Linked DNA regions of Homo sapiens: all the other regions are linked to region 4. Evidence: chromatin contacts called from ENCODE Hi-C data. All regions are on one chromosome and are shown on one strand. Each heading gives the region's core, a stretch centred on a gene start or an enhancer-like site at or near the end of the contact. The rest is flanking DNA. Distances are from core to core; before and after follow the strand shown. Region 1 holds the start of AKAP17A (A-kinase anchoring protein 17A). Region 2 holds the start of GTPBP6 (GTP binding protein 6 (putative)). Region 3 holds the start of PLCXD1 (phosphatidylinositol specific phospholipase C X domain containing 1). Region 4 has its middle 220 kb from the start of CRLF2.

Evidence for each region. A loop is a pair of places that touch in the nucleus more often than their neighbours do. Pooled maps may share reads with other maps.
Region 1: a loop to region 4 is called in a map of psoas muscle, with 9 times the contacts of the local background. The contact joins the promoter of AKAP17A here to the enhancer-like site in region 4. A Hi-C loop is called at or near these places in 4 of 168 maps with a recorded cell type or tissue (gastrocnemius medialis, psoas muscle, sigmoid colon and 1 more), 1 of 37 single-sample maps with no recorded cell type and 13 of 50 pooled maps.
Region 2: a loop to region 4 is called in a map with no recorded cell type, with 31 times the contacts of the local background. The contact joins the promoter of GTPBP6 here to the enhancer-like site in region 4. A Hi-C loop is called at or near these places in 10 of 37 single-sample maps with no recorded cell type and 14 of 50 pooled maps.
Region 3: a pooled map shows a loop between it and region 4 (21-fold over the local background). The contact joins the promoter of PLCXD1 here to the enhancer-like site in region 4. A Hi-C loop is called at or near these places in 3 of 37 single-sample maps with no recorded cell type and 5 of 50 pooled maps.

What each region holds. Positions count from the first base shown.
Region 1 is chrX:1,586,146-1,593,495 of GRCh38, forward strand. It overlaps AKAP17A (A-kinase anchoring protein 17A), which reads left to right and starts at 5,459. Exons shown (of 5, transcript NM_005088.3): 1 at 5,459-5,624; 2 at 7,299-7,350. The coding sequence starts at 7,318.
Region 2 is chrX:317,202-323,883 of GRCh38, forward strand. It overlaps GTPBP6 (GTP binding protein 6 (putative)), which reads right to left and starts at 1,595. Exons shown (of 10, transcript NM_012227.4): 1 at 1,238-1,595. The coding sequence starts at 1,586. It overlaps LINC00685 (long intergenic non-protein coding RNA 685), which reads left to right and starts at 1,944. Exons shown (of 1, transcript NR_027232.1): 1 at 1,944-4,131.
Region 3 is chrX:277,900-282,630 of GRCh38, forward strand. PLCXD1 (phosphatidylinositol specific phospholipase C X domain containing 1) reads left to right here and starts at 3,482. Exons shown (of 7, transcript NM_018390.4): 1 at 3,482-3,785.
Region 4 is chrX:987,148-993,648 of GRCh38, forward strand. No RefSeq gene overlaps it. Among named protein-coding and RNA genes, the nearest start is that of CRLF2, 220 kb to the right of the region's middle. Within about 2 kb of position 3,049, at least 11 of the 41 ENCODE cell types and tissues checked have a DNase peak (open chromatin) inside an H3K27ac peak, as active enhancers do.

The DNA of each region.
Region 1 (7,350 bases), core at 4,209-6,708, 600 kb after region 4:
TCATATTTTTAGTAGAAACGGGGTTTCACCATGTTGGCCAGGCTGGTCTCGAACTCCTGACCTCGTGATCCACCTGCCTTGGCCTCCCCAAGTGCTGGGATTACAGGCATGAGCCTGTTTGTTTGTTTGTTTGTTTGTTTTGAGACAGAGTCTCGCTCTGTCGCCCAGGCTGGAGTGCAGTGGCCAGATCTCGGCTCACTACAAGCTCCGCCCCTCCAGGTTAATGTATTTTTAGTAGAGACGGGGTTTCATCACGTTGGCCAGGCTAGTCTCGAACTCCTGACCTCATGATCCACCCGCCTTGGCCTCCGCAAGTGCTGGGATTACAGGCCTGAGCCACCGCACCCAGCCTTTCTTGTTTATTTATTTTTTTTAATGTATTTATTTTTTTTGAGACAGAGTCTCGCTCTGTTGCCCAGGCTGGAGTGCAGTGGTGCGATCTCGGCTCACTGCAAGCTCCGCCCCTCCAGGTTTAAGCAATTCTCTGCCTCAGCCTCCGGAGTAGCTGGGATTACAGGCGTGTGCCACCACGCCCAGCTAATTTTTTGTATTTTTAGTAGACATGGGGTTTCACCATCTTGGCCAGGCTGGTCTCGAACTCCTGACCTCGTGATCCACCTGCCTCGGCCTCCCCAAGTGCTGGGATTACAGGCGTGAGCCACCGTGCCCAGCCCCAGACCTTCTTTTAAAGTGCTCACCTGATTAGGTCGGGCCTACCTAGAATACTCTCCTGTTTGATGATCTTGAAGTCTGTTGACTAGAGAGCTTATTGCATCTGGAAAGTTCCAGCACCTTTGCTGCAGCATCATGAGACTGATATCTCAGAATCTTTTTATTTGCCTTTCATGCTCAATTCATGGAAATGATACAGACTGGGTACACAACAAAGACTCATGGCTACCTCCCCATGACAAAGGATTACGGCTGCAGATATCCGAGAACTTTGTTTTTTTATTTCTGGGGTACATTCAGGAGAGGGATGTTTTGCTCCAAAATGCTTTAGGAGGCCAAGCATTTTCCTTAAAGGTTTTCCAGATTATTATAACCATCCTTTGGTGCTTGCTGGTTCTGAAGGAGTGAATATCTCCTTCTGAATTTGCTTTGCAAATACCTTCAGGGAACTAGCTGAGTGGCAAAGTGGTTTCCCAATTTAACAGCTCCCCCCGGGAAACACACACCAATGGTATGTAAAGCAGCAGCAGCGAGAAGAATTTTAAAGAGAACCCCAAACGCTTTCGTGTCCCTAAGAAGAAGAAGAATGTACATGCAGGCAGCAAAGGGGTGTGTCTCACTGAGAAGCCTGCTTGGGTTCACAGAATGGTCCCCGTCCTGGGGACCCTGGTGTGTTTGTTTTCTCCTTGGTCAAGTAGAGACTCATAATCATATTAATATTAGCCTTTATGGACATCATGGCTCACACAATGCAAACGCCCCCCCAAATACCCACAAGCCCTCTTCTTCCTTCCCCTCCCCTCCCTTCCCCTCCTCTACCTTCCCTTCCCCTCCCCTCCCCTCCCCTCCCTTCCCCTCCTCTCCCTTCCCTTCCCCTCCCCTCCCCTCCCCTCCCTTCCCCTCCCTTCCCCTCCCCTCCTCTCCCCTCCCTTCCCCTCCCTTCCCCTCCCCTCTCCTCCCCTCCCTTCCCTTCCCCTCTCCTCCCCTCCCTTCCCCTCCCCTCTCCTCCCCCCTTCCCCTCCCCTCCCCTCCCCCTTCCCCTCCCCTCCCCCCTTCCCCTCCCCTCTCCTCCCCACTTCCCCTCCCCTCTCCTCCCCCCTTCCCCTCCCCTCTCCTCCCCCCTTCCCCTGCCCTCTCCTCCCCCTCTTCCCCTGCCCTCTCCTCCCCCCCTTCCCCTCCCCTCTCCTCCCTTCCTTTCCCCTCCTCTTCCATTCCCTTCTTTCCTCCCATCCCCTCCTCCCTTCCCCTCCCTTCCCCTCCCTTCCCCTCCCTTCCCCTGCCCTCCCCTCCCCTCCCCTTCCTTCTCCTCCCCTCCCCTCCCTTCCCCTCCCCCCTCCCCTTTCCTCTGCTCCCTTCCCCTCCCCTCTCCTCCCCCCTTCCCCGCCCCTTCCCTTCCCTTCTTTCCTCCCATCCCCTCCTCCCCTCCCTTCCCCTCCCCTCCCTTCCCCTCCCCTCCTTTCCCCTCTCCTCCCCTCCCCTCCTTTCCCTCCCCCTCCCCTCCTCTCCCTTCCCCTCCCCTCCTCTCCCTTCCCCTCCCTTCCCCTCCCCTCCCCTCCTTTCCCTTCCCCTCCCCTCCTCTCCCTTCCCCTCCCCCCCTCCCCTCCCTTCGCTTCCCCTCCCCTCCCCTCCCCTCCCTTCCCCTCCCCCCTCCCCTCCCTTCCCCTCCCCCCTCCCCTTTCCTCCACTCCCTTCCCCTCCCCTCTCCTCCCCCCTTCCCCTCCCCTTCCCTTCCCTTCTTTCCTCCCATCCCCTCCTCCCCTCCCCTCCCTTCCCCTCCCCTCCCTTCCCCTCCCCTCCCCTCCTTTCCCCTCTCCTCCCCTCCCCTCCTTTCCCTTCCCCTCCCCTCCTCTCCCTTCCCCTCCCCTCCTCTCCCTTCCCCTCCCTTCCCCTCCCCTCCCCTCCCCTCCTTTCCCTTCCCCTCCCCTCCTCTCCCTTCCCCTCCCCTCCTCTCCCTTCCCCTCCCCCTCCCCTCCCTTCCCTTCCCCTCCCCTCTCCTCCCCCTTCGCCTCCCCTCCCCTCCCTTCCCTTCCCCTCCCCTCCCTTCCCCTCCCCCTCCCCTTTCCTCCACTCCCTTCCCCTCCCCTCTCCTCCCCCCTTCCCCTCCCCTTCCCTTCCCTTCTTTCCTCCTATCCCCTCCTCCCCTCCCCTCCCTTCCCCTCCCCCCTCCCCTTTCCTCCGCTCCCTTCCCCTCCCCTCTCCTCCCCCCTTCCCCTCCCCTTCCCTTCCCTTCTTTCCTCCCATCCCCTCCTCCCCTCCCCTCCCTTCCCCTCCCCTCCCTTCCCCTCCCCTCCCCTCCTTTCCCTTCCCCTCCCCTCCTCTCCCTTCCCCTCCCCTCCTCTCCCTTCCCCTCCCTTCCCCTCCATTCCCCTCCCTTCCCCTCCATTCCCCTCCCTTCCCCTCCCCTCCTCTCCCTTCCCCTCCCTTCCCCTCCATTCCCCTCCCTTCCCCTCCCCTCCCCTTCTTTTGAGATGGAGTCTTCCTCTTGTCATCCAGGCTGGAGTGCAATGGCGCAATCTTGGCTCATTGCGACCTCCACCTCCCGGGTTCAAGCAATTCTCCTGCCTCAGCCTCCTGAATAGCTGGGATTACAGGTGCGCACCACCACGCCCAGCTAATTTTTGTATTTTTAGTAAAGACAGGGTTTCACCATGTTGGCCACAATTGTCTCAAACTCCTGACCTCAGGTGATCCACCCGCCTCGGCTTCCCAAAGTGCTGGGATTACAGGCATGAGCCACTGTACCCGGCCTAAATCACAGACTTTTATGTCTCACGGTTCTGGAGGCTGAGAGTCCAAGATCAATGAGTGGGAGGTTCAGTGTCTAGTGAGGACCCGCTTGCTGGTTCACAGGTGGTTCCTTCTGGCTGTGTCCTCACATGGTGGAAGGGGTGAGAGAGCTCTCTGGGGCCTGTCTTCTAAGAGCACAAATCCCACTCATGACCTAACCACCTCCTAAAAGCACCACCTCTAATACTCTTGCAGTGGGAACTGAGTTTGAACTTGAGTTTTGGAAGGACAGAAACATGGAAGGCATAGCAACCCTCTTACACAGCCCGGCCCCTCTGAAGCCTGCCTGGGTTCACAGAATGTTCCGTCTTCCTCAGGCCCCTGGTGTGTTGGCTTTCTCCTTTGTTGATAGCTGATGTTGAGCAATGCAAGATTTCTGTTCTGATTATCTGACCCTGGATATCCAGTTTGGGGACTTGTGACATATTTGGGACGTCAGAAGCACGTACCTCTCACATAGAGCATGGCATACTTAATAAACAATAAATTATAATAAAAAATGAATAATGCATTATAAATTATCATTACTTATTTATTTATTTATTGGAGACAGAGTCTCGCTCTGTTGCCCAGGATGGAGTGCAGTGGCGCCATCTTCGCTCACTGCAACCTCTGCCTCCTGGGTTCAAGTGATTCTCGGGCCTGCCTCAGCCTCCTGAGTAGCTGGGACTATAGGCAACCACCTCCACACCCGGCTAGTTTTTTGTCTTTTTAGTAGAGACGGGGTTTCACCATGCTGGCCAGGCTGGTCTTTTTTTTGTTTTGTTTTGACATGGAGTCTCGCTCTGTCAACCAGGCTGGAGTGCAGTGGCACGGTCTCACTGCAAGCCCCACCTCCCAGGTTCACGCCATTCTCCTGCCACAGCCTCCCGAGTAGCTGGTAGCTGGGACTACAGGTGCCCACCACCACGCCCGGCTGATTATTTTTTGTATTTTAGTAAAGACGGGGTTTCATCGTGTTAGCCAGGATGGTCTCGATCTCCTGACCTCATCATCCGCACATCTCGGCCTCCCAAAGTGCTGGGATTACAGGCATGAGCCACCGGGCCCGGCCCCAGGCTGGTCTTGAACTCCTGACCTTGTGATCTGCCCGCCTTGGCCCTCCAAAGTGCTGGCATTACAGACGTGAGCCACCGCACCTGGCCTCATTTATTATTTTGTAATCACATTATAAATTGTCATTTATTATTTCATAATTACATTATAAATGATCATTTCAGAATTACATTATATATTTTCATTTATTTCATAATTACACTATAGATTATCATTTATTATTCCAAAATTACATTATAAATTATGATTATATTATACAATAGCATTTGCTTCATAATTACATTAGATTATCATTTATTTTTAAATTACATTATATTTATTTCATAATTACATTATAAATTATCTTATAATTAGAAATGATCATTTATTTCATAATTGCAATATAAATTATTATTAATTTCATAATACCATTGTAAGTTATCATTTATTATTTCATAATTACATTATGTAATGGTATGCGTTAATAATTATTAATATACAATTAATAATTATTAACCATTCAATTAATAGTTAATTAACTAGCAATTTATATGTAATTCTATAATTACGTCATAGAATATGATATCTAATTTATACATAAATTATATTATTCAAGTATATTACCCATAATTTGCAAGTATAGTATAGAATCCCGTTATAGGATCCTATTACATTTTAGAATTTTGTTATATATATTTGACTCTACAATTGGAATTTAGACCCCACACCGGCCCCCCTCCTGTTTGGCTTAAGGGCTATGACCACAGACCCTGGCCCAAGTACCTCCCCTGGTTACCCGCAGGCAGGTGGCACCATGGGGGCGGGGCGGACTCGCGCACGCGCAGTGCAAAAGGTCGGGCTCCCGGAAGTCCCTCCTCCCGGGGGCGGAGCCAGGGCAAGAAGGAGAAACCCGGTGCTGCCGCGCGGCCTCTTCCGCGAGCCCGCGCGCCGGAAGTGGAAATGCGTCATAGAGGGCGGGCGGCGACGGCGGTGGCGGCGTCGGAGGCGCCTCCGGGGGACGGTGGCGGCTCCCGGCGGTGAGGCCGCGCCTGTCCGGGGATCGTCGAGGGACGGCGGGAGCTTGGGCCAGCGGCGGCGGCGGCCTGGGACGCAGGCGGAGCCCCGCGCAGGTGAGTGCCGCCCCCGTGCCTCCCGGGCCTGGCTGCAGCCGGCGAACGCTTCGCTCCTAGGGCCGGGCCCGGGGGGCCGGGGCTTGGGAGGCGGCGCCTAGGGGCCTCGGAGGTGACGGGGCTGGGGTTGGGGGGCGTGGGGTGCCACCGGGGGGCTGGGAGCGCCTGAAACTGTACGGGGGAATCGGGGGCTGGGGAGGTCTGCGGTCGGGGTCCGGGGGTCCCTGGAAGTAGGGGTAGGGGCTGGAGCGGTTCCTGGGACTGCACCGAAGGAGCTGAGGCCTGGAGCGGTGTCGGAGGGCTGGGAGCTCGGGGGATCGGATGGGCGGGAGACTAGGAGGCCTGGGACTAGGGGACGTGGCGCTGCGGTCGCTCCTAGGTCTACAGTGGGAAGCAAGGGGCTGTCCGGGGTTTTCGGAGGCTGGGGCGGTGCTGTGTAGGTTGGGGTATTGGGGCTCATCCAGGAGGGTGGTGGGGAGCGGGGAACTGAGGAGCTGAGGGTACCGAGTGGCCAAGGGCCTGAGAATGTGTGGGGCCCTGCCAGGGGTGCCAGCGGCAGCCTGAGGCCATGCTGGGGGGCTGCGGTAGGTGGGAATACCAGGGGCAATGCCGCGTACTGGGGATTGGGCAGCCAGGTGTACCGGGGTGGTCGGAGGGCGCTGGAGGCCAGAGTGGGGAGGGTTCCTCGGTGGTGAAGTTGCTGGGGCCGCTTGGGTTCTGGGGGAGGGTTCACTGGTCTCTGTCCAGACTGGAGCCCCTCCCTGGTGCCCCACTGACCTTTTCTGGTCGCTTCTCCACCCTCCCTCCCTTCTTTCGCACCTCCCACCTCGGGCTTGGGCGAGGAGGCCGTCTCCTGGGCCTGGCAGGAAGCCTCCAGGTTGATGGGGTGGGCGGCCGGGCCGGAGGCGGTCACCTGAGATGGTTGGGTTTCTGCGAGTGAAGCTTCCTCTACTTGGACTTGGCCGTCAGGAAGTGGCTGCCCGTCAGCTCAGCAGGGAAGAGGTGGGTTAATGAAGGTGGGCGGAGAAAGAAGGCGCAGACGGGGGACTCCGGCCCCTAACTTGTGGAAAGTTCGTTGTACTTTTTGGCTTTGAGTGGGTTAAAGCTGGGATACGTTTGGCCTTCGTGGAGATTACTAGGGTTCATGGTTCTGGATTGTTGTTGCAGCCCGAGACTTCCTGTTTTATCAGGGCAAGTACAGGGCCGCCGCCCCCTCCACAAAACCTTTCCAGATGCCTGCAGCTGTGCTCTCCCTGGCCCCTTCCCTTCCCCAGTGTCTCTCTGCCCCTTCCCGTGGAGCTAGGCGTTTGTAGCGTCCCCGTTCCTACTTGACCTGTGTGAGGGGCCTGGTCGTGCTCAGCTTCCTATTCTGCAGGCCTTGGGAGCTGCTGGCTGCTGGATGTAGGGTGTCGGGCAGTGCTGACCGAGGCTTTGACACTAACCTGTTCTTTATCAGCTCGGCTCTTTCCCCTTTGGTGTACTCTTAATGATTTCAAAAAGTAAAGAACTCCGTTGAGATGGCTGTTAACAAAGTGGAAACCGGTCTCTGACACGGCAGAGAGACACTGCTGTTTCTCTTCTCCGGGTCCAGAAAGTGCCTGCTGGCTTGGCCCCTCCTCATTGGCGGGGGAGGTGGGGGGTGCTGGTGCTGACTGTCTGCGTCTTATGTTTCAGGCCCAAGGTCCCGGAGGCTATGGCAGCGGCTACCATCGTGCACGACACGTCT
Region 2 (6,682 bases), core at 345-2,844, 670 kb before region 4:
CCAGGGCCTCTAAGTAGGAATCTGACGGGAGAAGGACACCGGAGCCACAGCGGGACACGAGGGCGACCCTGCCTTACATGGAATTTGGGCTCCAGGCGGGCGCAGCAGGGAACCCGGGAGCTGCGGGTGCTCAGGGGATTACTGAGGAACCACCGGCAGGTTTGGGGAGTAGAGAGGCAAGAGGTCTGCGCGCTGTTCTGAGCAGTTCGGGGCTTCATCTGTTCCAGGAATTAGCCATTTTGGAAAACACCCGTAAAGAAAAACCACTCATCGACTACAGGAGCTTCCAAGGGAAAAATCAACCTTTATGAGACTCTGACACGTGCAGCGACTTATTCATTTGCATTTCCTCCTGGGGGGTGGGGGGTGGGACTAGACACAGATTGGTCCGCTGGACGCCCTCCCTTCCCTGACCTCAAACACACCGTGCCTACCTCTAACCCAGAGCAAGAGAAACGTAGGTCCCATCGGCGAGAACCGCCCCGGCCCACCCAACCCCACCCCACCCCACCCCACCCCACCCCACCCCACGGACCCCACGGGCCCCACCCCATCCCACGGACTCCACCCCATAAGCTCCGCCCCCGCACTTTTACCCCATAGGCCCCTCCCCCGAAGCCCCGCCCACGCACCTCCACCAATGATATCCTCCCCTCTTCCCCATAAGCCCCGCCCTTTCACCCATGGGCTCCTCCCCCGAACCCCACCCATGCACCTCCACCTATGAGATCCTCCCTTCAGAGCCCCGCCCCCGCATCACCATCCATAAGCTCTTCCCCTCAGAGCCCCGCCCCTCAGCGCCACGCCCTGGCATCTCCAACCATCAGACCCTCTCCTTAGAGCCTGGCCCCCTGAAGCCCCGCCCCTACGTCGCCACCTGAGCTCTTCCCCTCAAAGCCCCGCCCTGGGTCTCCACCTATGAGATTCTCAGGTCAGAGCCCCGTCCCTGAATCTCTACCTATGAGCCTCCCCAGAGCCCCGCCCTTGCATCGCCAGCTATGATTCTCCCGAGTCCCGCCCCTGAATCTCCACCTATGAAATCCTTCCTGCAGAGCCCCGCCCTTGCGCCTCCACCTATGAGATTCTCCCCACAGAACCCCGCCCCTGAATCTCCACCTATGAGATCGTCCCTTCAGAGCCCCGCCCCTGAATCTCCACCTATGAGCCCCCTCCCCTCAGAGCCCCGCCCCCAGGTCTCCAGCTCCTGTTTCTCCCCCGAAAGCCCTGCCGCGGTCACCTCGAGTCATCTGCGACTTCCCCGGGCCCCACTTGACGTCAGGGTGAACCAGACACACGCGCTGGGTCCCCGCCGGCAGCAGAGGCTCTCCCCGCAGCAGCTCCTCCTCGGCGTTCTCGTCCGCATCTTCCGGCTCCTCCTCGTCGTCTCCCGTGCGGCTTCGGCCGCCGTCCGCCCGCAGGCCCCGCCCTCCGCCCCACGGCCCCTCCAGATTCCCGGGGCTCCTGCGGCCGACAGCGGCTAGCGCGCGCGCGGGGCAGGACGGCGCGGCTGCCCGCGGAGCCGAGCGGCCGCGGCCCACGCGGGAGAGCCGCAGCCCCGGGCGTACGGCGGCCCGCAGGGCCCACATGGCGCGTCTGGAGGCTGAACGTTGGGGCGGGGGCTGCCCACAGGCCGCTCCTCATCACGTGCTCGTGATTGGCGTGCGGCCGGGGCTGGCTCACCAGCGCCTCTCCCCGGCACAGGCCGTGCTCCTCATTGGTCATCCGGCGTCACGTGCTAGTGATTGGCGTGCAGCTGGGGCGTGCTCACCAGCGCCTCTCCGCAGCATAGGGCGTGATCCTCATTGGTCATCCCTTGTCACGTGCTGGTGATTGGCGTGCGGCCGGGGCGGGCTCCCTAGCGCCGCGCCCCGGCAGGGCGTGCTCCTCATTGGTCGCCCCGCATCAGGTGCTGGTGATTGGCACGCGCTGCCGGCGGGGGAGGCGGGACCGGGCCGCTTCTTGTTCGGCGTGGGCGGCTCCTGGCAGACCCATCCCGCGGTGCAGCCGCCGGCCCGGTAGGCGCCAGGACCCCGAGCCTCGGCGGCGGCGGCGGCGGCGGCAGCGCTGCCTTCACTCACCTCGTCCTCGCTCCCGTCCTACCCCGTTCCGCGCTGGGTGGAGTCCAAGTCTGATTGCGAGAGTCCGGAACGCCGCCTCGGGGGCTTGACTCCAGCCCCGGGGATCGAGAACGGCGCCCAGGGGTCCCTACGTCTGCCTTGGGGGCTCGAGTCCCGCCCTGGGCGTCCGTGACGTCGCCCAGGGGTCTCCACGTCTGCCCTGGAACCTGGAGAGCCGCCGTGGGGGCCCCGGAAGCTGCCCCGGAGTCCCCACGTCTGCCCTGGGGGCTCGAGTCCAGCTCTCAGGGTCCCGGACGCCACCCAGGGGGTCCCCATGTCTGCTTTGGGGGCTCGAGTCCAGCCATGGGGGTCCTGGACGCCGCCTCGGCGTCCCCGCGTCTGCCTTGGGGGCCCGAGTCCCGCCCTGGGGGTCCTGGACGCCGCCTCGGCATCCCCGCGTCTGCCTTGGGGGCTCGAGTCCCGCCCTGGGGGTCCCCGATGCCGCCCGGGGGTCCTCACGTCTACCTTGGAGACTGGAGTTCCCCCGTGGGAGTCTCGGACGCCACCCCGGAGTCACCGTGTCTAGCCTTGGGGGCTTGAGTCCAGCCCTGGGGGTCCTGGACGTCGCCGAGGAGCCCCCACGTCTGCCTTTGGGGCTTGAGACCTGCTCTGGGGGTCCCGGTCGCCGCCCAGGTGGGTCCCCACGTCTAGCCTTGGGGGCTTGAGTCCAGCCCTGGGGGGCCCGGATGCCGCCCGGGGGTTCTCCTCGTCTGCCTTGGGGGTTGGGTCCAGCCCCAGGCGTCCTGACCACCGCCCAGGGGCCCCCACGTCTGCCTGGGGGCCTCAAATTCAGTCCTGGGGGTCCCGGACGCCTCCCAGGGGTCTTCATGTCTGCCGTGGGCCTCGAGTCCAGCCGTGAGGGTCCCGAATGCTGCCTTGGAGGGTGGAGTCCAGCTCTGAGGGTCCTGAAGTCAGCTTTGGGGGTTCGAACCCATCCATCCCAGGGGTCCCTGAGTCTACATTAGGGGCTGGAGTCCAGCCTTGAGGGTCTCCACTGCTGCCTTGGGGGCCTGGATGGGATCCAGCGGGTCTGAGTCCAGCCTCGGGAGCCCCTGCGGTGGAGCTCTGAGTGGGGCAGGGGCCTGGGAGATGCCAGGAGGATGAGAGCGGCGCCCCCCTGGTCCAGGGGACAGTAAGAGGCAGCCGGTCTCAGAGAAGCTACCCCAAAACTGTTACCCGTGGTGTGCAGAGCGTCCTGCAACCCCAGCCCTCACCAGGATTTCTTGCGTTTTTCAGGAAATCGGTTGTGATTGGCATGTTCCTTAAGCGTCTGCAGGAAGCCGAGGCCTTTTTGGTATTTCAGGAGGGGTTGCTAACCCCCCTCCTTGTAGGATCGGGGTATCCCAGCTGCTAATTCCCCTCCTAACAGCCCTGCAGCGCCTGGATTGGAGGTGTGACAGGTGGCATTTTTGGCCCGAAGTCCCTAGGCAGGACGGGTGGCTGTAGCCTGCGCGTTTGTGTAAATTAACCTCCCTTTTTAGTTCTGTGAAGGGAGAACGTGATTAGTTTAAAATCACCTGCGTGAAAGAGGCTCTTGATTAGTTTAAAATCACCCACGTGAAAGGGGCTCTTGATTAGCTTAAAATCACCTGGGTGTTTCGTTTTATCTCAGTTGGCCTCTGAATGTTTATCCTACAGCTTCCTGCAAGCTCCAGTCTACCTTCTAAGGGAATAACGGGGCTCGTCTTTCTACGTTACTTTATGTGGGAGTAGTTGTAAAACAGAATGAGGGAGACCGCGGGGATTGTGCGGAAATGTAGCCACCGTTTACATGTCGGGAGGCTGAGGTGGGAGGATCGCTTGAGCCCAGGAGTTTGACACCAGCCTGGGCAACATGGTAAGACCCCTTCTCTACCCTCCCCCCCAAAAAAAAAATTTTAGTGTGGCATGGTGGTGGGTGCCTGTGGTCCCAGCTACTCGGGACGCTGAGGTGGGAGGATTGCTTGAGCCCAGGAGTTTGACACCAGCATGGGCAATATGGTAAGACCCCATTATCTACAAAAAAAAAAAAAAAAAAAGAAAAGAAAAATTAGCCGGGCGTGGTGGTGGGTGCCTGTGGTCCCAGCTGCTCGGGACGCTGAGGTGGGAGGATTGCTTGAGCCCAGGAGTTTGACACCAGCATGGGCAATATGGTAAGACCCCATTATCTACAAAAAAAAAAAAAAAAAAGAAAAGCCGGGCGTGGTGGTGGGTGCCTGTGGTCCCAGCTGCTCGGGACGCTGAGGTGGGAGGATTGCTTGAGCCCAGGAGTTTGACACCAGCATGGGCAATATGGTAAGACCCCATTATCTACAAAAAAAAAAAAAAAAGAAAAGCCGGGCGTGGTGGTGGGTGCCTGTGGTCCCAGCTGCTCGGGACGCTGAGGTGGGAGGATTGCTTGAGCCCAGGAGTTTGACACCAGCATGGGCAATATGGTAAGACCCCATTATCTACAAAAAAAAAAAAAAAAGAAAAGCCGGGCGTGGTGGTGGGTGCCTGTGGTCCCAGCTGCTCGGGACGCTGAGGTGGGAGGATTGCTTGAGCCCAGGAGTTTGACACCAGCATGGGCAATATGGTAAGACCCTATTATCTACAAAAAAAAAAAAAAAAAAAAAGAAAGAAAAATTAGCCTGGTGTGGTGGTGGGTGCCTGTGGTCCCAGCTGCTCGGGACGCTGAGGTGGGAGGATTGCTTGAGCCCAGGAGTTTGACGCCAGCATGGGCAATATGGTAAGACCCTATTATCTACAAAAAAAAAAAAAAAAAAAAAAGAAAGAAAAATTAGCCTGGTGTGGTGGTGGGTGCCTGTGGTCCCAGCTGCTCGGGACGCTGAGGTGGGAGGATTGCTTGAGCCCAGGAGTTTGACACCAGCATGGGCAATATGGTAAGACCCCATTATCTACAAAAAAAAAAAAAAAAAAGAAAAGCCGGGCGTGGTGGTGGGTGCCTGTGGTCCCAGCTGCTCGGGACGCTGAGGTGGGAGGATTGCTTGAGCCCAGGAGTTTGACGCCAGCATGGGCAATATGGTAAGACCCTATTATCTACAAAAAAAAAAAAAAAAAAAAAAAAAGAAAGAAAAATTAGCCTGGTGTGGTGGTGGGTGCCTGTGGTCCCAGCTGCTCGGGACGCTGAGGTGGGAGGATTGCTTGAGCCCAGGAGTTTGACGCCAGCATGGGCAATATGGTAAGACCCTATTATCTACAAAAAAAAAAAAAAAGAAAGAAAGAAAGAAAAATTAGCCTGGTGTGGTGGTGGGTGCCTGTGGTCCCAGCTGCTCGGGACGCTGAGGTGGGAGGATCACCTGAGCCCAGGAGGTGGAGGCTGCAGTGAGCTTAGATTGCAGCACTGTGCTCCAGCCTGGGTGACAGAGTGAGACCCCATCTCAAACAAGAAGCACCAAAAGGTGTCTGAGATCAGGCACGGTGGCTCACGCCTGTCATTCCAGCACTTTGGGAGGCCGAGGTGGGTGGATCACCTGAGGTCAGGCATTTGAGACCAGCCTGGCCAACATGGAGAAACACTGACTCTACTAAATGTGCAAAAATTAGCCGGGCGTGGTGGCACACACCTGTAGTCCCAGCTACTCCAGAGGCTGAGGTAGGAGAATTGCTTGAACCTGGGAGGTGGAGGTTGCAGTGAGCTGAGATTGTACCACTGCACTCCAGCCTGGGAGCTGAGATTGTACCACTGCACTCCAGCCTGGGCCCTAAAGCGAGAGCTTGACGGTGGGGTGGGGGTGTGGGATGGACCTTCTGTGGTCCCAGCTACTCGGGAGGCTGAGGTGGGAGGATCGCTTGAGCCCAGGAGTTTGACACCAGCATGGGCAACATGGTAAGAACCCATATCTACAAAAAAAAAATTTAAAAATTAGCCGGGTGTGGTGTGTGGGTGCCTGTGGTCCCAGCTACACCACGAGTGGAATTGTGACGTGCACAGCCTGGGTAAATGGGGTTAGCTATATTCACCCTGAAGGGGGCACATACCCTATTATTTCTAACACCACTGAACTCAGAATCGGGACCCAGATTCGCCGGGGCAGCGCGGGACGAGGCCTCTCCCGGGCTCCGTCTTCCCTGTTAATAGACTGAGAGACGGAATGAGAGCTTCGAAGGTGCTGGGGGAGGAGCATTGGGTGTCCCCAGGTGGTGAGCTTGGGTGTGTGTGTGTAGCCGACAGTCTCCCAGGCTCAGTATTCCCTGTTAATAGACTGAGAGACGGAATGAGGGCGTCCCCAGGTGGTGAGCTCAGGGACGTGTGTGTGTGTGTGTGTGTGTGTGTGTGTGTGTGTGTGTGTGTAGCCGTCAATCTCCTGGGCTCCTGGGTTCCGTCTGCCCTGTTCATAGAGACAGAATGAGGGCGTCCCCAGGTGGTGAGCTCAGGGACGTTGTGTGTGTGTGTGTGTGTGTGTGTGTGTGTGTGTGTGTGTGTAGCCGTCAATCTCCTGGGCTCCTGGGTTCCGTCTGCCCTGTTCATAGAGACAGAATGAGGGCGTCCCCAGGTGGTGAGCTCAGGGACGTGTGTGTGTGTGTGTGTGTGTGTAACCATCAATCTCCTGGGCTCCTGGGTTCCGTCTGCCCTGTTCATAGGG
Region 3 (4,731 bases), core at 2,232-4,731, 710 kb before region 4:
GTGGTCAGGGGACCTGGGATGTGAGGGGAGGGGTCAGGGGGAACGTGGGGACAGGTGTGGGGATAGGAGGGGACACCCCTCAGTGGTCAGGGGACCTGGGATGTGAGGGGAGGGGTCAGGGGGAATGTGGGGACAGGTGTGGGGATAGGAGCGGACACCCCTCAGTGGTCAGGGGACCTGGGATGTGAGGGAGGGCTCAGGAGGACATGGGGACAGGTGTGGGGACAGGAGTGGACACCCCTCAGTGGTCAGGGGACTTGGGATGTGAGGGGAGGGGTCGGGGGACGTGGGGACAGGAGGGGACACCCCTCAGTGGTCAGGGGACCTGGGATATGATGAAGGTGACGGGAGGGGAGGGACTGTGACGGGGGAAGGGACTGTGATGGGAGGGAGGGAGTATGACAGTAGCCGGAATGGATGGAATCCGTCATGACACAGAGGATGTGAGTGTACAGCTTTGGGTCCAGCCTGTCCTAGGAGACACTGATTTCCTCGAGTCTTCTGAACCAAAAAGTATCTGAGACAGGTCTCAGGACATTTAGAAAGTGTGTTTTGCTGGCCGGGCACGGTGGCTCACGCCTGTCATCCCAGCACTTTGGGAGGCCAAGGCGGGCAGATCACCTGACGTCAGGAGTTCAAGACCAGCCTGACCAACAAGGTGAAACCCTGTCTCTACTAAAAATACAGAAATTACCTGGGTGTGGTGGTGGGCGCCTGTAGTCCCAGCTACTTGGGAGGCTGAGATAGGAGAATTGCTTGAACCTGGGAAGCGGAGGTTGCAGTGAGCCGAGATTGCACCACTGCACTCCAGCCTGGGAGACAGAGCAAGACTCCGTCTCAAAAAAAAAAAAAAAAAAGTGTGTTTTGCTAAGGTTGAGGACGCGCCTGTGACCGAGCCTCAGGAGGTCCTGACGACCTGTGCCCTAGGTGGTCGGAGGACATCTTGGTATTATGCATTTTAAGGAAACGTCAGACATGAATCCATACGTGTAAGACGAACCTTGGTTCTGTCAAGCGCGTCGGTGCGAAGAGACCCCCGAACAGGCTTTGTGTGAGCGATAAAGCGGTTCATTCACTTGGGTGCAAGTGGGCTGAGTCCGAAGAGAGAGTCAGCGAAGGGAGATGGGGGAGGGGTGGCTCAATAGGAGTTGGGTAGGTAATGGAAAATTACAGCAAAAGGTGGTTATCTATTGTCAGCAGAGGAGGGATTGCAAGGTGCGTGGTGCACAGATCATAAGACTCATTGTCCAGAGGACGAACGGCACAAAGTCGATTGATCGGCTAAGGTAGGGCAGGGAGAACTCACGATAGTAAAATGTTGTAATTTTAGTTAACCAGTTAAGGCAGGAACTGGCTGTTTTACTTCTCTGTGGTTTTTCCTTGGCTGCTCCAGACTTCTTGGCTCCTGCAGGCCACCTGGACGTATATGTGCAAGTCACAGGGGTGATAATGGCTGAGCTTCGGCTCAGAGGCCTGACAGGTTCAATCGGTGAAGGTGGGACTGCTCCACTGGTGGTGAGGCGGGCTTCCAGGTCATAAGGTAGATTTTAAAATTTTCTGACTGGCAATTGGTTGAAAGAGTTATTATTAGGCCGGGCACGGTGGCTCACGCCTGTCATCCCAGCACTTTGGGAAGCCAAGGCGGGCGGATCACCTGAAGTCAGGAGTTCGAGACCAGCCTGGCCAACATGGTGAGACCCCCGTTGCTACCAAAAATACAAAAAATTAGCTGGGAATGGTGGCAAGTGCTTGTAATCCCAGCTGTGCTGGAGGCTGAGGCAGGCGAATAGCTTGAATCCAGGAGGCGGAGGCTGCAGTAAGCTGAGATCATGACACTGCACACCAGTCTGCGCAACAGAGCGAGACCCTGTCTCTGAAAAAAAAAAAAAGAAGAAAAAAAGAGTTATTAGTAGAAAGGAATATCTGCATTAAGATAAGAGGATGTGGAGACGAAGGTTTTTTGTTTTTGAACGGGAGTCTCACTCTGTCTCCCAGGCTGGAGTGCAATGGCGCGATCTCGGCTCACTGCAACCTCCGCCTCCCGGGTTCAAGCGATTCTCCTGCCTCAGCCTCCCAGTAGCTGGGACTACAGGCGCGCGCCAGCACGGCTAAATGATTTTTGTATTTTTACCAGTGATGGGGTTTTGCCATGTTGGCCAGGCCGGTTTCGAACTCCTGACCTCAGGTGATCCGCCCGCCTCGGCCTCCCAAAGTGTTGAAGTGCTCGAATTACAGGCGTGAGCCAGCGGGCCCCGCCCAGACCTGCATTTTAACCTCCCCTCCACCCCGCGGCCCCGGGACCCTGGGCATCCGGAGGCTCACAGCGGCCCTGCTGGGATGCTCCAGGCAGATCACTGCACAGCCCTGCAGGCAGAGGGGAGGCCGTGCAGGAGGAGGGGAGGCCGTGCAGGGGGAAGGGAGGCCGTGCAGGGGGAGGGGAGGCCGTGCAGGGGGAAGGGGGGCCGTGCAGGGGGAAGGGAGGCCGTGCAGGGGGAAGGGAGGCCGTGCAGGCAGAGGGGAAGACGTGCAGGGGGAGGGGAGGCCGTGCAGGAGGAGGGGAGGCCGTGCAGGGGGAAGGGAGGCCGTGCAGGCGGAGGGGGGTACGTGCAGGGGGCAGCGGAGGCCGTGCAGGGGGAGGGGAGGCCGTGCAGGGGGAAGGGGGGCCGTGCAGGGGGAAGGGAGGCCGTGCAGGGGGAAGGGAGGCCGTGCAGGCGGAGGGGGGTACGTGCAGGGGGCAGCGGAGGCCGTGCAGGGGGAAGGGAGGCCGTGCAGGGGGAGGGGAGGCCGTGCAGGGGGAAGGGGGGCCGTGCAGGGGGAAGGGAGGCCGTGCAGGGGGAAGGGAGGCCGTGCAGGCGGAGGGGAAGACGTGCAGGGGGAGGGGAGGCCGTGCAGGGGGAGGGGAGGCCGTGCAGGGGGAGGGGAGGCCGTGCAGGGGGAGGGGAGGCCGTGCAGGGGGAAGGGAGGCCGTGCAGGGGGAAGGGAGGCCGTGCAGGCGGAGGGGGGTACGTGCAGGGGGCAGCGGAGGCCGTGCAGGGGGAGGGGAGGCCGTGCAGGGGGAAGGGGGGCCGTGCAGGGGGAGGGGAGGCCGTGCAGGGGGAGGGGAGGCCGTGCAGGGGGAGGGGAGGCCGTGCAGGGGGAGGGGGGCCGTGCAGGGGGAAGGGAGGCCGTGCAGGGGGAGGGGAGGCCGTGCAGGGGGAGGGGGGGCCGTGCAGGCGGAGGGGGGCCGTGCAGGGGGAGGGGGGGCCGTGCAGGCGGAGCGGGGGGCGTGCAGGGGGAGGGGAAGCCGTCCTGGGCCTTTTCCAGCTGGCTGCAGAGAAGGGGCCAGCTCCCTCCTGGGGACCCGGAGCCGCGGTACAGGTGTGGTTGCTTCTCTTGGAGAAAGAGGCTGAGCTGACATCCCCCGGGCTGATAAAGAATGGGCTCCTCCTCCTGGGCCCAGCAGGCTCCCGGGACCCTCCCTCCCTCCCTCCCTCCCTCCCTCCTTCCGGGCAGCAGGGAAGATCTGAGTTCATGTAGCTGGTGTTGGCTTAGGGTCTGGGAGGAAGGCTTTTGGGAAGATGTAAATAAGAACAAAATCTGCAGCCACCTGGGAAGCCTGGCCTCAGTGTGGAAGAGAAGGCAGCAGGATTATTACAGAACCTTGTGAAGCCAACGCGGGCAGCCGCCAGGAGCTGCAGACCGAGAGGATCTCGTCCTTTCTTGCGGCCCAGGGAGACCAGGCCTTTCATTCTGGGCTCGAGACCAACAATTCGAATTCCGAACTCCCCCTGCGTGTGGGACTCAAGGTGGGTTTGCAGTTTGCAGGCAGCTGAAGTTTGTCTCTTCTCCAGGAGGCCGGGGCTTCTTCCCTTCCTCTCTGTCCCATTTCTTTTTTCTTGAGACAGAGTCTCACTTTGTCACCCAGGCTGGAGTGCAATGGTGTGATTGTGGCTCACTACAGCCCCCGCCTCCCGGGTTCAAGCCTCAGCCTCCTGAGTAGCTGGGATTACAGGCGTGCGCCACCACGGCCGGCTACTTTTTGTACTTTTAGTAGAAATGGGGTTTCACCATGTTGGCCAGGCTGGTCTCGAACCCCTGACCTCAGGTGATCCACCCACCTCAGCCTCCCAAAGTGATGGGATGACAGGCGTGAGCCACCGTGCCCGGCCCCTCCAGGTCTCATTTCTAAGAGGAGGCCTCAGGTCCACCAGGAAACATTCCTCAGATGTGAAACTGTCAACAGGCTGATTTCTGGGCTCAAGATCAACAATTCTAATTGATTTGATTAAATCAATTAGATCTAATGATTTTAATCTAATCAGTTTTAATCTAAATGATTAAAAATCTTACATACATTGCCGGGCGTGGTGGCGGACGCCTGTAATCCCAGCTACTCTGGAGGCTGAGGCAGGAGAATTGCTTGAACCTGGGAGGCGGAGGTTGCAGTGAGCCGAGATTGCATCATTGCACTCCAGCCTGGGTAACAAGAGTGAAACCCTGTCTTTAAAAAAAACAAAACAAAACAAAAAAAAAACCGTACATACAGCTGGGCACCGTGGCTCACGCCAGTAATCCCAGCACTTTGGGAGGCCGAGGCAGGCAGATCACCTGAGGTCAGGAGTTCAAGACTAGCCTGACCAAGATAGTGAAACCCCGTCTCTACCAAAAATACAAAAATTAAGCAGGTGTGGTGGCGGGCGCCTGTAATCCCAGCTACTCTGGAGGCTGAGGCAGGAGAATTGCTTGAACCTG
Region 4 (6,501 bases), core at 1,799-4,298:
TTAATCGTGAAAGTAGATTTGTACACCAAAAACTAAAACATTAAAAAACAAAAACAGGCTGGGCGCGGTGGCTCACGCCTGTCATCCCAGCACTTTGGGAGGCCGAGGCGGGCGGATCACGAGGTCAGGAGATCGAGACCATCCTGGCTAACACAGTGAAACCCCGTGTCTACTAAAAATACAAAAAATTAGCCGGGCATGGTGGTGGGTGCCTGTAGTCCCAGCTACTCGGGAGGCTGAGGCAGGAGAATGGTATGAACCCGGGAGGCGGAGGTTGCAGTGAGCCAAGATGGCGCCACTGCACTCCAGCCTGGGCGAAAAAGCGAGACTCCATCTCAAAAAAAAAAAAAAGATTATTAAGAAAGCAAAGTGCTGAAAGTACTGAAGGGATGGGTTGCTGTGGAACGAGAGACTTGGAAAAGAAAAAGACACAGAGACAAAGTATAGAGAAAGAAAAATGGGCCCAGAGGAACCAGCGTTCAGCATACGGAGGACCGGCGCCGGCACCGGCCTCTGAGTTCCCTTAGTATTTATTGATCATTATCTGGCGTTTCTTGGAGAGGGGGATGTGGCAGGATAATAGGATAATAGTGGAGAGAAGGTCAGCAGGAAAACTTGTGAACAAATATCTCTGCATCATAAACAAGGTAAAGAAAAAAGTGCTGTGCTTTTGATGCACATATACATAAACATCTCAGTGCCTTAAAGAGCAGTATTGTTGCCAGCATGTCCCACCTCCAGCCCTAAGGCGGTTTTCCCCTATCTCAGTAGATGGAATGTACAATCGGGCTTTACACCGAGACATTCTATTGCCCAGGGATGAGCAGGAGACAGATGCCTTCCTCTTACCTCAACTGCAAAGAGGACTTCCTCTTTTACTAATCCTCCTCAGCACAGACAGAATAAGGGGTTCCCAAAAGTAAGAGGAGGAACGCGTCCTCCCTAGGTACAATATTCATTTATATATATGATTTAAAAAAAGATCATGGGCAAGCCGGGCGTCGTGGCTCACGCCTGTCATCCCAGCACTTTGGGAGGCCGAGGCAGGTGGATCACCTGAGGTGGGGAGTTCGAGACCAGCTTGACCAACATGGAGAAACCCCGTCTCTACTAAAAATACACAAATTAGCCAGGCACGGTGGTGCATGCCTGTAATCCCAGCTATTTAGGAGGCTGAGGCAGGAGAATCGCTTGAACCCAGGAGGCGGAGGTTGCAGTGAGCTGAGATCACACCATTGCACTCCAACGTGGGCGACAGAGCAAGACTCTGTCTCAAAAAAAAAAAAAAAGAGAGAGAGAGAGATCATGGGGAGATGTGCTCGTCTATAAGGATTTGTGATAAAGGATTAGTTTTCTTAATTACTATATATATATGTATATATAAATTTTTTTGAGACAGTGTCTCAATCTGTTGCTCAGGCTGGAGTGCAGTGGCACGATCTCAGCTCACTGCAACCTCCAACTCCCAGGTTTAACTGATCCTCCCACCTCAGCCTCCTGAGTAGCTGGGATTACAGGCACACACCACCACACCCGGTTAATTTTTGTATTTTTAGTACAGACAGGGTTTCACCATGTTGGCCAGGCCTGTCTTGAACTCCTGACCACCGATATCTGCCCACCTTGGCCTCCCAGAGTGCTGGGATTACCAGCATGAGCCACCGCGCCCAGCCCTGCACCTCCCTTTTAATTCATATAAGGGTGGGCTTGCAATATACTTCCAGGCCAAAGTTTGAGCTCAAAACTTGCATTTTCAGACATTACTTTGAAGCGTTTGAATAACAACAAATGCTTGGCAGCTGCAATACCATTATTTACTCTACCTTTATTTCATTATTAATGTGCTGTTCTCAGTATATTAACATGAAGCGTTGGCTGCGGTCAGAGATGGAGATTTTATTATTTATATGTAACAAATGTATTCATTAATAATTGAATTACACAGACAGCACACAAATAAATATAGCAAATTATTAATTTATAACACACTGGGGGGGATTTATAAAATTCCAGTAAATACAGTCTTTAATCAACTATAGACTTTTTTAAAAAAACACTTTATATTAGGATTCACATCTTGTTTATCTTCCTTTGTTGTATATTTCTGTATTTGCGTATTAGCAGATATAAGCTACATTTAAAGATAGTATACATATATCTCTTTTTCTTTTGTAGAGATAAAGTCTCACTATGTTGCCCAGGCTGGTCTCAAATTCCTGGTCTCAAGTGATCCTCCTGCCTTGGCCTCTCAAAGTGCTGGGATTATAGGCATGAGCCACCATACCAGGCTAGTATACATATTTTGTTAAAATAATACAGATAATATAATATAGTATAATACAATATGTAGGAGATATAGCTCAGAAAACAGGTTTACTGAAATGGTAGACAAAGATAGTGAGTAAATTAATGAATTCACTGTGGCTAAATCCACTAAGTAGGACTCAGCTTGTATATCTAGGTATCATCAACCATTTGATTGATTTGAAATGCCCAGTTTCCAAGTCTAACCATTGTTGAGGATGTATAAATTATACTGAACTTGAAGTTGACAGAGTGCAAATTATTTTGCATGCATTTTACAGCAAGGACCGAGCCTCAATTTTTTTTTTTTTTTTTTTGGCATCGTGAGAATTGAAATAAAGACATTTATATAGGAGTTAAGAAGAAATCACTTAGGCAGATGGTAAGGCTATGGAAGTCCTTAGTAAGGCTTTTCTCTTTAATGAAAACCAGCCCCAAATCATTTTCTAACAAAGAGCAGTCTGTAAAATTGAGCTGCATCGAGCTGCAGACATAGACAAGCCAGCTGGGAGCTTGCACGGGTGAATGCCGGCAAAACGTAGGGACTAGACACGTTCAAGATGGCGGCTCCATCTTCCCGGCAGGAACTACGGACTAGACACCTTCAAGATGGCGTCTTCATCTTCCCGGCAGGAACTAGGGACTAGACACGTTCAAGATGGCGGCTCCATCTTCCCGGCAGGAACTACGGACTAGACACCTTCAAGATGGCGGCTCCATCTTCCCGGCAGGAACTAGAGACTAGACACGTTCAAGATGGCGGCTCCATCTTCCCTCCTCTTTGTCAACCGCATGTACAGTAAGAAAAGCAGACAAGATGGCGCCGATCAACTGGAAATCCCATTTGCTTAAGATTAGGGTGGGGCGACCAGCCTTCCCCACGCACTCTATGGATGTCATGCCGGATGGAACCAATCTTTGAGCCCTACGTAAATGAAACACCGCCTTCACCAGCCTGCCTATAAAGTCTGCAGAGGTCAGGTGCCTCCCACCTTTTTGGCTCTCTTTCTCTCTCTCTCTCTCTCCTTCCCTCCCTCCCCTTCCCTCCCCTTCCCTCCCTCTCCCTCACTCTCCCCCACTCCCTCTCCCCCTCCCCCTTTCTCTCTCTCTCTCTCTCTCTCTCTCTCTCTCTCACAAGGAGCTGCTCTCCTCCTTTCTTCTGTTGAGACGTGTGTGTGTCTGTCTTTCTGTCTCTTTCTCTCTCTCTCTCTCGCAAGGAGCTGCTCTCCTCCTTTCTTCTGTTGAGACGTGTGTGTGTCTGTCTTTCTGTCTCTGTCCCTCTGTCTCTTTCTCTCTCTCTCTCTCTCTCTCTCTCTCTCTCTCGCAAGGAGCTGCTCTCCTCCTTTCTTCTGTTGAGACGTGTGTGTGTCTGTCTTTCTGTCTCTGTCCCTCTGTCTCTTTCTCTCTCTCTCTCTCTCTCTCTCTCGCAAGGAGCTGCTCTCCTCCTTTCTTCTGTTAGGACCTGCGTGTGTGTCTGTGTTTCTGTCTGTCTCTGTCCCTCTGTCTCTCTCTCTCTCTGTCTCTGTGTCTCTCAGTCTGTCTCTCTCTCCCTCTCTCTCTGTCCATCTCTCTCTCTCTGTCTCTCTCTCTGTCCCTCTGTCTCTGTCTCTCTGTCTCTCACAACGAGCTGCTCTCCTCTCTCCTTTCTTCTGTTTGGACGAGTGTGTGTGCCTGTGTCTGTCTGTCTGTCTGTCTCACTGTCTCTCTCTGTCCCTCTGTCTCTCTCTATATCTGTCTGTCTGTCTCTTCCTCTCTGTCTGTCTCTCTCTCTGTCTCTGTCTCTGTCTCTCTCTCAAGGAGCTGCTCTCCTCTCTTTTTTTCTCTTCAGACTTGTCTGTGTGTGTGTGTCTGTCTGTCTGTCTCTCTGTCTCTCTCTGTCCCTCTGTCTCTCTCTGTCCCTCTGTCTCTGTCTCTTTCTCTATCGCAAGGAGCTGCTCTCCTCTCTTCTGTTTGGACCTCTCTGCTTGTGTGTGTCTGTGTGTGTGTGTGTGTCTGCCTCTCTCTCTCTCTCTCTCTCGCAAGGAGCTGCTGTCCTCTCTCCTTTCTTCTGTTCAGACCTCTGTGTGTGTGTGTCTCTCTCTCTCTCTGTCTCTGTGTGTGTCTGTTTCTCTCTGTGTGTGTCTCTTTGTATCTGTGTGTTTGTGTGTGTCTGTCTCTCTGTCTCTGTCTGTCTGTCTGTCTTTCTCTCTCTCTCTCTCTCTCTCTCGCAAGGAGCTGCTCTCTTCTCTTTTCTCCTGTTTGGACTTGTGTGTGTGTGTCTGTCTCTCTCTGTCTGACTGCCTCTCTTTGTCTCTGTCTCTCTATCTCTCTGTCTGTCTCACAAGGAGCTGCTCTCCTCTCTCCTTTCTTCCCTGTCCTCAATTATTTCTCAGAGTGAGACAAGGAACTCCAGGGTATACACCCCGCACGACGTAGCTGTTTCCAACACCAGGGGTCTTAGCTAGAAAAAGTGAGTGTATGTAATCGTCAGCATTTGCTACTGATGACAGAATAGAACAAATTCTGCCAAGAGATTTAAAGAGGTTTATTCTGAACCAATATGAGTGCTGAGCGCCTGTGCTCCAGGATTACATGGTCTCAAGAGATCTGAGAAAGTGTGTTCAGGAGGTCTGGTTACAGTTCCATTTTTATTTATTTATTTATTTTTATTTTTTTTAAATCGAGATGGAGTCTCACTCTGTCATCCAGGCTGGAGTACAATGGCGTGATCTCGGCTCACTGCAACGTCTGCCTCCAGGGTTCAAGCAATTTCCCTGCCTCAGCCTCCCGAGTAGCTGGGATTACAGGCCCCTGCCACCACACCTGGCTAATTTTTTGTATTTAGTACAGACGAGGTTTCACCATATTGGCCAGGCTGGTCTCAAACTCCTGACCTCAGTTGATTCTCCCACCTCGGCATCCCAACATACTGGTATTACAGGTGTGAGCCACCGCGCCCGACCTACAGTTCTATTGTATATATTTCAGGGAGACAGGAATTGTAGGTAAAATCATAAATCATTACATGGAAGGTATACCTTGTTTCGGCCTTAAAGATGAAACATCTCAAAGTGGGTTCCTACGAGTCACAGGTAGGCTTTAGGGATTCTTTAGTTGGCAATTGGTTGTATAAAACATAAAAATGTAAGGCCGGGCATGGTGGCCCACGCCTGTAATCACAGCACTTTGGGAGGCTGAAGCGGGTGCATCATCTGAGGTCAAGAGTTTGAAACCAGCCTGGCCAATATGGTGAAACCCTGTCACTACTAAAAATACAAAAATTAGCTGGGCCTGTAATCCCAGCTACTTGGGAAGCTGAGGCAGGAGAAACACTTGAATCCAGGAGGCAGAGGTTGCAGTGAGCTGAGATTGTGCCACTGCACTCCAGCCTGGGTGACAGAGTGAGGAAAGAAAAGAAAGGAAGGAAGGGAAAGACAAAAAGAAAAGAAAGAGAAAGAAGGAAAGAAAGAAAAAGAAAGGAAGGAAGGAAGGAAAAATAAAAGGAAGAGAAACAAAGGAAAGAAAAAAGGGAAGAAAGGGAAGGGTAAGGAAGAGAAGGGAGAGGGGAAAGAAAGGAAGAAAGGAATGAAAGAAAGGGAAAGGGGATAGAAAGGAAGAAAGGAATGAAAGAAAGGGAAAGAGGGAAGGAAAGAAAGAAAGAGAAAGAAAGAGAAGGAAGGAAAGAGGAAGGAAAAGGAAGGAAGGAAGGAAATATTTTTGTAGACGCAGTGATATGGTTTTGCTGTGTCCCCACCCAAATCTCAAATTGCAGCTCCCAAAATTCCCACGTGTCATGGGACTTACCCAGTGGGAGGTAACTGAATCACAGGGCAGGTCTTTCCCTTGCTGTTCACACAATAGTGAAGACGTCTCATGAGATCAGATGGTTTTATAAAGGGGACTTTCCCCTTTTCTCTTGCTTGCCACCATGGAAGACATGACTTTGCTCCTCCTTTGCCTTCCGCCATGATTGCGAGGTCTCCTCAGCCATGTGGAACTGTGAGTCCGTTAAACCTCTTTCCTTTATCTTTTACCCAGTCTCGGGCTGGGCGCGGTGACTCATGCCTGTCATCCCAGCACTTTGAGAGGCCGAGGCAGGAGGATCACCTGAGGTCGGGAGTTCAAGACCAGCCTGCCCAACGTGGAGAAACCCTGTCTGTACTAAAAATACAAAACTAGCAGGGCGTGCTGGCACGTGCCTGTAATCCCAGCTACTCG